2 separate regions of the Homo sapiens genome follow, and region 2 is linked to region 1. The links are chromatin loops, found by intact Hi-C in ENCODE. Cell type or tissue: A673. All regions are shown on one strand. Links, peaks and the distances in the headings refer to the core of each region. The heading gives the core; the rest is flanking DNA. Region 1 overlaps NAA25 (N-alpha-acetyltransferase 25, NatB auxiliary subunit). Region 2 overlaps NAA25 (N-alpha-acetyltransferase 25, NatB auxiliary subunit).

Evidence for each region. Hi-C counts contacts between places; a loop is a spot of excess contacts. Peaks named below come from ENCODE experiments on the same cell type or tissue, not always from the same donor. Only the 100,000 strongest peaks of a DNase experiment are listed, where the experiment ranks them.
Region 2: a loop joins it to region 1, with 2.1 times the contacts of the local background. A loop is called at or near these places in 8 of 110 quality-filtered maps.

Annotation. Positions count from the first base shown.
Region 1 is chr12:112,074,861-112,080,242 of GRCh38, forward strand. NAA25 (N-alpha-acetyltransferase 25, NatB auxiliary subunit) reads right to left here. Exons shown (of 24, transcript NM_024953.4): 6 at 3,774-3,881; 7 at 3,328-3,406; 8 at 818-929. Among named protein-coding and RNA genes, the nearest start is that of NAA25, 31 kb to the right of the region's middle. In A673, for the core only: no CTCF peak of the experiment used is centred there; no DNase peak of the experiment used is centred there.
Region 2 is chr12:112,024,222-112,029,603 of GRCh38, forward strand. NAA25 (N-alpha-acetyltransferase 25, NatB auxiliary subunit) reads right to left here. Exons shown (of 24, transcript NM_024953.4): 24 at 2,468-5,382. The coding sequence ends at 5,310. Among named protein-coding and RNA genes, the nearest start is that of MIR3657, 11 kb to the right of the region's middle. In A673, for the core only: no CTCF peak of the experiment used is centred there; no DNase peak of the experiment used is centred there; H3K27ac peaks cover 1,238 bases.

The DNA of each region.
Region 1 (5,382 bases), core at 62-5,061:
TTTAGTATGTAGTAGGTTGGCTTACCCCCACCCACTCCATGTTTCCTTTGCAAATCTAAAAGGGCATTTTCAAAGTAATACTACTTTGTATTTGTAAAGAGTAGTAAACTACTCTTTCCTTCAATAAAATGACCAGGTCTAGAAAACTAATATTCATAACAGAAAAGTCCCCACATAAGCACTTCCAAAATAGAGGGAAGGGGAGAGAAGTGTTGTAGCAAAGAATGAAGCCTCTCTCTTTTAGGGGAATACTGAATTTGAGAAATTAATGATTTTCAGTGTTCATTCTTAAGCCCTAACTAGAATTCAGCACCATGGTGGCACAAGTATCTTTTTTTTTTTTTTGAGATGGAGTCTCATTGTTGTCACCCAGGCTGGAGTGCAGTGGCATGATCTCAGCTCACTGCAACCTCTGCCTCCCAGGTTCAAGCGATTCTTGTGCCTCAGCTTCCCGAGGGGCTGGGACTACAGGCACGCACCACCACAACTAGCTAATTTTTGTATTTTCAGTAAAGACAGGGTTTCGCCATGTTGGCCAGGCTGGTCTCAAACTCCTGACCTCAAGTGATCTGCCCACCTTGGCCTCTCAAAGTGCTGGGATCATAGGCATGAGCCACCATGCCCAGCCTACAAGTACCATTATAATACTCTACTGAAAGATGAAGGCTCCTTAAAAACTTTTAGAAACATGCAGGACACAACTACTATAAGAAGACTTTATGCCCAGAAACTTCAAAACACAGACACCAAGAAAATCAATAGTGAGGTCTTAAAGCCTCACTACAGTCAAATGGTACAAAAGAAAGCTTTTACTCACTTTTTTAGTAAGAGGCGCCGGGAAAGGGCATTGCACTCTGGCCACCTGCTCAGCTTCTTGTACATAGCCATGCATTTATTTTCCCGACTCTGAATCTCACTTGTCAACTTCTCTAAAATCAAAAGTTATAAAAGTTGGTAAGCTGGTTTCATTTCTGCTCAATAACCAGAATAGAGTCCAACCACAAGAAGGAAAATGTCACATTTTCTTTTCTTTTTTTTTGAGATGGAGTTTCACTCTTGTCACCCAGGCTGGAGTGCAATGGCACGATCTTGGCTCACTGCAACCTCCACCTCCTGGATTCAAGCGATTCTCCTGTCTCAGCCTCCCAAGTAGCTGGGATTACAGGCATCTGCCACCACGCCTGGCTAATTTTTGTATTTTTAGTAGAGACAGGATTTCACCATGTTGGCCAGGCTGGTCTTAAACTCCTGACCTCAGGTGATCCACCCATCCCAGCCTCCCAGAGTGCTGGGATTACAGCTGTGAGCTACCGGGCCCGGCCTAAATGTCACATTTTCTTATTCACTCTCTTAGAAAATGGGACCACTATTACATACAAACTACTACTATCTTATTAAAGATTATTTTACTTCAAAGAAAAAAGTACATTACTGACAGTAAATTTTTATAATCATTTTCTTTGTAAAAGGATAGGTTTCACAATGTATTGGGTTGAACATCTATTAATAGTACATGGGATATACTTATAAAATCCCAACAGCATCTAGGGACTAGTAAATTTAGTCCATAGACAAGCTGCCCATCCATACAGTTCCAAAACATCAAAGAGGACTGAGCTGACATGAGCTAAGAAAGATGAGATGTTGGAAGAAGACAAAAAAGAGTGGAGAGGAATCAAATCTTTCCAAACAACTGAAAACAAAAAAACTAGGATGATAGTTCTGACCAAATTAGATTTGCCCAACTGTTTAGCAGATTAAGGATACCAAAAATTACATTATGAATTTCCTGTTGAGAATCTAACTTTTTACTATCCATAGAGCTATAATGTAGTTTAAAAAAAAAAAAGGGCCAGGCCTGACAGGTCACACCTGTAGTAATCCCAGCACTTTGGGAGGCTGAAGCAGGCAGATCGCTTGAGACCAGGAGTTCGAGACCAGCCTGGGCAACATATTGAGACCCCACCTCTACAAAAAATATAAAAATTAGCCAGGTTTGATGGCATACGCCTGGAGTCCTAACTATTTAGGAGGCTGTGGTGAGAGGATAACTTAAACCCAGGAGATCAAGGCTGCAGTGAGCTGTGATGATGCCACTGCATTCTAGCCTGGCTAACAGAGCAAGGCCCTGTCTCAAAAACAACAACAACAACAAAAAAAAACAAGAAGTTTCTTGTGAGTAGCCTAAATATCCATCAAAAACTGGTTAAGTAAATTTCTACATTCACACTGTGGAACACTGGACAGTTATTAAAGGAGTGAGGTAGTGAACTTTATCTCTAGGAAATACTATTTAGTTAAAATAATAATAATAATAATAAAATAATGGAGGCCAGGCGTGGTGGCTCACACCTGTAATCCCAGCACTTTGGGAGGCAGAGGCAGGCAGATCACTTGAGGTTAGGAGTTTGAAACCAGCCTGGCCAACATGTTGAAACCCCGTCTCTACTAAAAATACAAAAATTAGCTGGGCGTGGTGGTGTGTGCCTGTAGTCCCAGCTACTCACGAGGCTGAGGCAGGAGAATCACTTGAACCCAGGAGGCAGAGGTTGCAGTGAGCCGAGATCGCACCACTGCACTCTAGCCTGGCCACAGAGTGAGACTCTGTCTCCAAAAAAAAAAAGAAAGAAAGAAATAATGGAGCCCAGTGTGGTGGTGTGTGCCCGTCGTCCTAGCTACTTGGGAGGCTGAGATGGGAGAATCACTTGAGCCCAGGAGTTCAAGTCCAGCCTGGGCAAAACAGTGAGACCTCATCTCTTTAAAATAAATAAATAAATAATAAAAATAAAGTATGGGTATAAGAGTATGCACAGCAGAGGTCACAAACTCAAATGCCTTCATAAGACAGACATACAAATAAAGAAGGAATGTTTGCGGTATCTACAGAGTACAAATCCTGACTAGAGGGGCATTAATTAATTTAAAATTTTTAAAGAAAAATTTTTTTTAAATAAAAACATTGTGCTAACTGAATAAGATTATTCTATGAGCCAGGTATATTATGTTTTCATTCGTGTTTAAAAAAAAAAGTGGGGAAGATGAATCTTTACAAGAATATAAAGTGTAACTGGAGGAAAACCTAGGGGAAGACGGCTAGAGATCTGGAGTATAACCTTTCACACTCCTTGAAGTTTCTGAATCTGTTATTTTCAAGTAAAAACATTTTTAAAAATAAATTTACAACATACAGAAAAGTCTGGAAGAATATAACAAAATGATCAAAAGTGTTTATGTCTTTATATCCTTATGTGGAAATTTTCTACAATAAACATTTTTCATGTTTAAATAGGAAAAAAAAAAAGCTTTAAGAAAATGTTTAAAAATTACCTCCTAATTTCCCTCTGATGACATCCAAGGCCTCCTGGTACTTTCCCAAACGTTCCAGGATCATATAATAAAGTTCAACCTTACAGAAAAAAAACAAGAAGTGCAACCTCTGAAACTTTTCAATAATAAAAAGACAGTCATTTATAGGTTTTTAAAAAGTTATTTAATAGAGCATGTCTTCAAATGAGATGAAACTGACAGTACGAAGCAGGTAACAGGATCTTCTCCATCTATATCTCTCCCGTCTATACACATCTCAGCCTAGAGTACTTGCTGGAAACAGGTCAGTGATTAGACCTACGCTGAGGGCTTCAGATTTACCCAAAGGCCAAAAGTGAGGACCCAGCTATCAAACTGGAACAAAACAACAGTTCATAGTATTATAACATAATATTGTAGCACTAGCAAAAAAATGAAAACACAAAAGTAAGGCTTAAAATACTCACTTCAGCCTCAGCTTCTATCTTGTCCTCTTTCACCATTTTTTCGACCATTCTCTCAGCAAGGGGCAGAAACATTGTTTTTGAGAGGTTTTCATCCTGTGCCGATATAGACTGAAAGAAGAAAAATAATGTTTCATTCTAATTCTCCCCTGCTTGCACTATTGATATTAACATTACTGTTAATTGGGCACATAATTATCAATCCACCATGTCAAATATCAGACCTAATATGAATTCCCTGCCAAGGAGGTACATTACGGAGCAGTTTGTTTTACAAAAGATTTCTTTGCTAAAGATTCATTATCCTATGTGTTCTTGAAATACTGAGCTTCCACAATACAACCTAGCATTTAAGTCGGTTATTTATACATTTTTCTAGAAGAATGTAAAGAGGGAGCATGCCTATGCTGTTTATTATTTATGAGTATTATCAGGTATTTGAAGAGGAAAGCCTTCCAGGTATCTTTGAGATGTTCACATACTAGAAGAGAAATGCCAATTCCTTTCATTACACAGTTTACTAGTAGCTAGTTACCTTAAATTGGTAACAACAATTAACACATGAAATTAATAAAGTTAATAACACCAGATTCTGCTCACAGCTCACTTAACCCTTGTAAACAACCTTTCAAGGTAGATATTATGCTTATTTTACAAAGAAACTAAGGTTAGGCCAGGCGTGGTGGCTCATGACTGTAAACTTAACACTCCAGGAGGCTGGGGCAGGTGGATCCCTTGAGGCCAGAAATTTTGAGACCAGCCTGGCCAACATGGCAAAACCCCCGTCTCTACTGAAAAATAATTTAAAAAATTAGCTAGGTGTGTGTGGTGGTGCATGCTTATAATCCTAGCTACTTGGGAGGCTGAGACATGAGAATCGCTTGAACCTAGGAGGTGCAGTAAGCTGAGGTCATGCCACTGCACTCCAGCTTGGACAACAGAAAAAAAAAAAAACTAAGGTTAAGAAATTCCCCAGACAGCTTTACCAGACATGCGGTAAAGCTAATGTATGAAGGCAGACCTGTCTGACCCCATAACATCTGTTCTTAAACACTACTTTTAAATCCTTCCTCCCCATCCTCTCCTATACAGAATCTCACTTTGGTCCCTGGGAGAAAAGTGTCTCCTTTCTGCAAAAGAGCAAACTGAGGCTCAGAAAGGAGAAGTGATAAAAGAAGGCCACCCAGTTCAATGAGCCATTAACTAATCAGCAATATTGTCTTAAAAGCAAACCTCAAGTTGTAATATCAAACATTTCAAGGCTCATGCTTGATCAAGCAACCCAGCAATAGATTAGAGATTCAGGGGAAATACAGTCCATGCTACCCACAAATAAACTGATATACCAACTCATAAAGAATACTCAAGGGCCAGGCGCGGTGGCTCATGCCTGTAATCCCAGCACATTGGGAGGCCGAGGCGGGCGGATCACGAGGTCAGGAGATCGAGACCATCCTGGCTAACATGGTGAAACCCCATCTCTACTAAAAATACAAAAAAATTAGCCGGGCATGGTAGCAGATGCTTGTAGTCCCAGCTACTCAGGAGGCTGAGGCAGGAGAATGGCGTAAACCTGGGAGGTGGGGCTTGCAGTGAGCTGAGATCGCGTCAC
Region 2 (5,382 bases), core at 315-5,314, 50 kb before region 1:
TTGTTACCCAATAGTTGTTTTCATTAAAGGTGAGCCCTCTTTCTAGAGTCTTAAGTGATTTGCATATGTCACATAAAATACAGTCTTCCCTGACCCAAGTCAAATGGATTCCTTTACCTCTTAGAATTTACTAATATTGTGGCTCAAGTGCTGCTATTCAGATTCTAATGAAGACTATGGACTGGATTCCCAGAATCAATCAAATACTTATAGTTATTTTTTTAAGAGATGGGCATCTTGCTTTGTTGCGCAGGCTAGACTTGAATTCCTGGGCTAAAGCGATCCTCCCGCCTCAGCCTCCTGAGTAGCTGGGGAGTACAGGTGCATGCCGCTGCACCTTGTTAAGTATTTCAATTTTAAGGGAATTTCCTGATAACCTGAAGCAAAGCAGACACTGGATCCAACATGAATTGTGTTTAAGGAACTTGCAAGTTATCTCAAATGGTGCGAAGGGTAATTTACAAATAGTTCTTGGTAATTGGCACCACAAAAAATGTTGGAGTTGGAATATATTAGCAGAGATTATACATAGGGAACTAATCTGGGAATATGAACACGGCCAACAAGACTTAAGAAGGTGAGGGAGATGGTGAGGGGGATCTGGATTTTAGCTCATTTCCTCAATGCTTAAGGGAGTTTGAATCGTTTGCAGGAGAGTTCGATAATTTCAATATTAAACAGTAGTCTTACCTGCAACAACTACTTTTCTCATTTGTAAAATAGTCCAGTATCTGGGCCGGTGCGGTGGCTCATGCCTGTGATCCCACACTTTGGGAGGCCGAGGCGGGCAGATCACTTGAGGTCAGGAGTTTGAGACCAGCCTGGCCAACATGGTGAAACCCCGTCTCTACTAAAAATACAAAAATTAGCCGGCCGTGGTGGCAGATGCCTGTAATCCCAGCTACTCAGGAGGCTGAGGCAGGAGAATCGCTGGAACTCGGGAGGCGGAGGTTGCAGTGAGCCAGGATCGCGCCATTGCACTCCAGCCTGGGGGACAAGAGAGAAACTGTCTCAAAAAAAAAAAAAAAAAAAAAAAAATAGTATCTGAGGCCTAAATTAACTGGGCTATATGGAAGCTGGAGGTTGCAGAAAAGCTCTGCACTCCTGAAGCATAAACTGCCATAGGAACCCCACAAATAATTTGTATAAGCATTTGGTTCATGGTAGCTTACCCTCCAGTCATACTGTAAAATACATGTCTGCACCAAGACAGGAACAGCATCTAAAAAAACAGGGCACATAAAAAAGCATAAACCTGAGCCCATCTCTCAAGAAAATTAAGAATGGCAGTGAGGTATACCCAAGTACCTATCTTTTGCTAAAGAAAAACCTTGGGAGGCTGAGGTGGGCAGATCACGAGGTCAGGAGTTCGAGACCATCCTGGCCAACATGGTGAAACCCCGTCTCTACTAAAAATACAAAAATTAGCTGGGTGTGGTGCCACACGCCTGTAATCCCAGCTACTCGGGAGGCTGAGGCAGGAGAATCACTTGAACCCAGGAGGCCGAGACTGGTGAACCAAGATCGTGCCACTGCACTCCAGCCTGGCGACAGAGCGAGACTCCGTCTCAAAAAAATAAAAGAAAAACCTTGGGATGGAGTTAATTCATAACTGAAGAAACAGGCAAAAACTGACTCTTTGGGGCTCATACAAGACAATATCACAGGACAGAAAGTAAAAAAGAGCTAAGTTCCTACTTTCACTGTGTTGTCAATGTACCTGAATAAGTTCCGAATCCCAGCTTGTGGGTTCGAGTACCCTTGGATAAATCATGTCATCAGCCTGCCTGAAATCCTCTGGTAACTTCCCACTAAATTTAGAATAAAATCTCATTCCTTCCCCGGACTACTAAGTCCTGATGGCTCTCATCCCTACTCAACTTTCTATCTCAATCCTACCCCTTTCATTAAGTCCCAGCCACTTGAACATTTTTTCACTTCCTGGAACCGGCTCAGCAGTTTCCTGCCTTGGGGCATTTGCATGTGTGTTACTTTTTTCCTGACAGTTCATCATTCAGATCAGAGGTCACCACTTAGGAGGTCCTCCTGTGACCCATTCTGAAGTGACCCTCTAGACACACTCAATTCACATACTGTGATTTACATTATTAAGCAGGATGTAATTACAAACTAATATTTTTATTGCCTCTTCCCCACCTCACAGCCACTAACTAGGATATATGTTACTCACTTACTAACTAGGACACAGGGTCTCACCAGAGCCTAAAGTGGAATCTGCTATATGCTAATTTAAGTGTTCAATACATATATGTTGAATTAATAACTGCAAGTACAGAAGGTACTAACTTTTGAGTCAAAAGGACTAGCTGACTTCAAATAAAAATTCTAAATTCTCAAATATTAAAAATATGTTGGGATATAGCCCTAAATTCACAACTGAGATGAATTACACCATTCAGAAGGTTGTGGCTTCTAAGAATCTGAACAAAAAGGAACCAGGCAGAAATGCCAACTTAAAATGAAAATGTTTATATAAATTAACCCATCCAGTTTAAAGTAGATTTGCTATGCTTCACTTACTTAAGGAAGAATATATACTTCCTATATTAATAAATCACATCAAATAAGTAGGAAGTTTCAATAACAAGCCTGTAGATACATTGAAACCCCTTTTTATATTAAAAGTTAAAATGAAAGACAAATCCAGATTGAACATAGTGATTGCAAAATATAATGCAATTTTCAACAATTAAAATTATGAAAATATACAAAATTGATGGGCAACACAACTAGGCATTTGTACATTTTCCATTATGTGGAGAACACTACAAGTTTCTCTACCTTTTATCTACATCAGATAAATGATTTAAACCAAATGTTTGCTTTGGAGAGTCTTAACTTAGGATCTCAGTAGTATAAAAAGCAATAATTTTTCAGTCTGTAAACAGTAGTCGTGATTTTTCTCCTTTCCTTTTTTAAATATCAGTTTACCACACAAAAACAAACAAAACAAAAAAACCCATACAAATCAAAAACAGCAGCAGCAGCAATGGGTTATTTGGGAATTCTCTTCAAATACCAATGGCATACGATTGCTGGGAGAGGGTGCTTTTTACTCATGTAAGAATATATATATATATATATTTTTTTAACTGTACACAATTTATAGTACATGAGGGTTTCCAAAAGAACAGATTGATAAGAGATATTGGCCATTTCTGCATAATTTCATTCTTTTTACAATTATCTCAAAATGTGAAAGCTGGATCTAATTGAAATGCTACATTTAGTAGGAAAATCAGCAAATAACAAAGGAAGCATAACCTCAACATAACATTATTTGTCATTAAAGCCAGTAGAGGTCCCAGATATCTTTAGGCAAGAGACTGGTTAGGAAGACCACTAGAGTCACACACTGTCCCTGAGGACCAAGGCTAGCCCACTGAACATACATATGCTAGATTGATCATGGTCAGTCGATAGACTTTTTCAAAGAGCATTTCTACAGTACAGTACTTTTTTGGATATTCAGAGAGACATCATTTCAAGAACACACGCCATACACATGTACCCCACCCTCCCCAGCAGACACACACAAAGTTCCATCTTAAACAGGCCATAGTTTTATGAAAGAATATGTTGTCATTACATGAAATTCAGAATTAACCACAATTTTCCATTCATCTTGTTCAAGACAGTTCTTCCTTTTGGGATAGGGTATATGACCAGCTGTTGCTACTCATATCAAAAATAAATTTTTGAAATTAGTTGATGGACTAGGATTTCCAACAAGCCTTATTTTGAACAGGTAATGTAGTAATTGTTTAAAATTTCCTTGGAAGTTTAAGCACTGTATCAAATTATGAATCTAAGAAAGTCAAAATGAAGGGACAAAATGCAATTACTTTGCGTACACAGATATTCCCAGCTCTCTTGGTTGCTTTTAAAAGAAAAAAGTACCACATTTCACTGGAGCAGTGCAGGTTGGAAAGCACCTTTAAGGTCTTCAAGACCAATCCTCCATTGGATGCTTAATTTCCTCATCAAATTCATTTCTTTGCTCTTACAGAATTAAACTTGAACTATATTTAGGTAACAGACCAAAAACAGAAGCAGGGATTTAAACAGAAAAATATTATCAAAGAAACTGCATAAATTGTAGGACATTTTCAAGAGCAATTTTTACCTCTTCTATCAGACCAACCACTGATAGAAGAAGCTAGAGTCTTGGGGACATCCAGGTGAACAAAGTAAACACCATCCTGTTATAATTCTCTAAGTTTGAAGAAAGTAGTCCAAACCTCAAACCCACTGAATAACATTTCTTTTGCCAGCCTAAAACTTAAAGCCTAAGGCTAAATCCATAATATTACATTCCTTCCTTCCCAAACCCCCCACACTTAAAACATTAAAGTATTAAATCTTAATTTTCAAGTCATATATATATGTGTATATATATATATGTATATATATGACTCACAAAACCAATGAAATAAGTATCATACTTGCCTGCATAAATTATGTGCACCTCTCTTCTTTGAAACAGTCATTCCTATCTTTCCCAAATGTATGAAAGACAGAAAGCTAGTCCTCAGCGGGCTTAATAAGTGGTCTGCACTGCTTTCCCCTCTAAACAGCTATAAATTAACAGAGCCTTCCTTGCCTTCTTACCTGAGATTTTTAACTCTCACAGAAGCTAGGATGGGGATGTCTTAACTATCAGACAAAAACTAGCCAAAAACTAAGTGCCTGTGGTCATCCAAGTGGTGCCCTTCTATTGCGGGTGCATATGCCAGATCTCATCTAAGGTCCTTTGTGTACCTGCCTTGGGTTCTGTGGGAGCCAAGTAGCTGAGAAAGCCTCAAAACAAACTTACTGCTGTGAAAAGGGGGTCTGTTCCCAGGCATGGTCTCCCCTCCACTTCTTGTGGCTCAAGGACCAGACCAAAAACTCTCAATGTTATTTATAATGGAAGGGCTATTCAGTTGCTATGAGGTTGATGCTTTATGCTTAATTTCTATTGCTGTTTTTATAGACCCCCCGCTCCCCTGAAAAGATGTTTCTGGTGATGGGAAGAAGAAAAGTAGGGTTCTCTTGTTGCTGCCATATGCATATGAACATGTATAAAAAGTGGTCAAACCCAGATGAGGGTCCCGCTTCTGGTTTATATACAATAATTTAATCAGTTGTATATATTTAACACCTAAAAAAATTCACGATCAAAGTCCTTCATGCATTTTATGAGGAAGTTCTGGATTAAAATCATGGTCAACCAGATGTTGCTTTTGCCTGGGAAGATGGTGTCATATTCTGTTGCAGAGTCATCAGTGCCCATGATAGATACTTCCTTAAATTTTTAGTTTCTTTGTGGTCTCAAGTCTTTTTTTCAGCAGCTCCCCCATTTCCAGAAGTGAGTGCAGA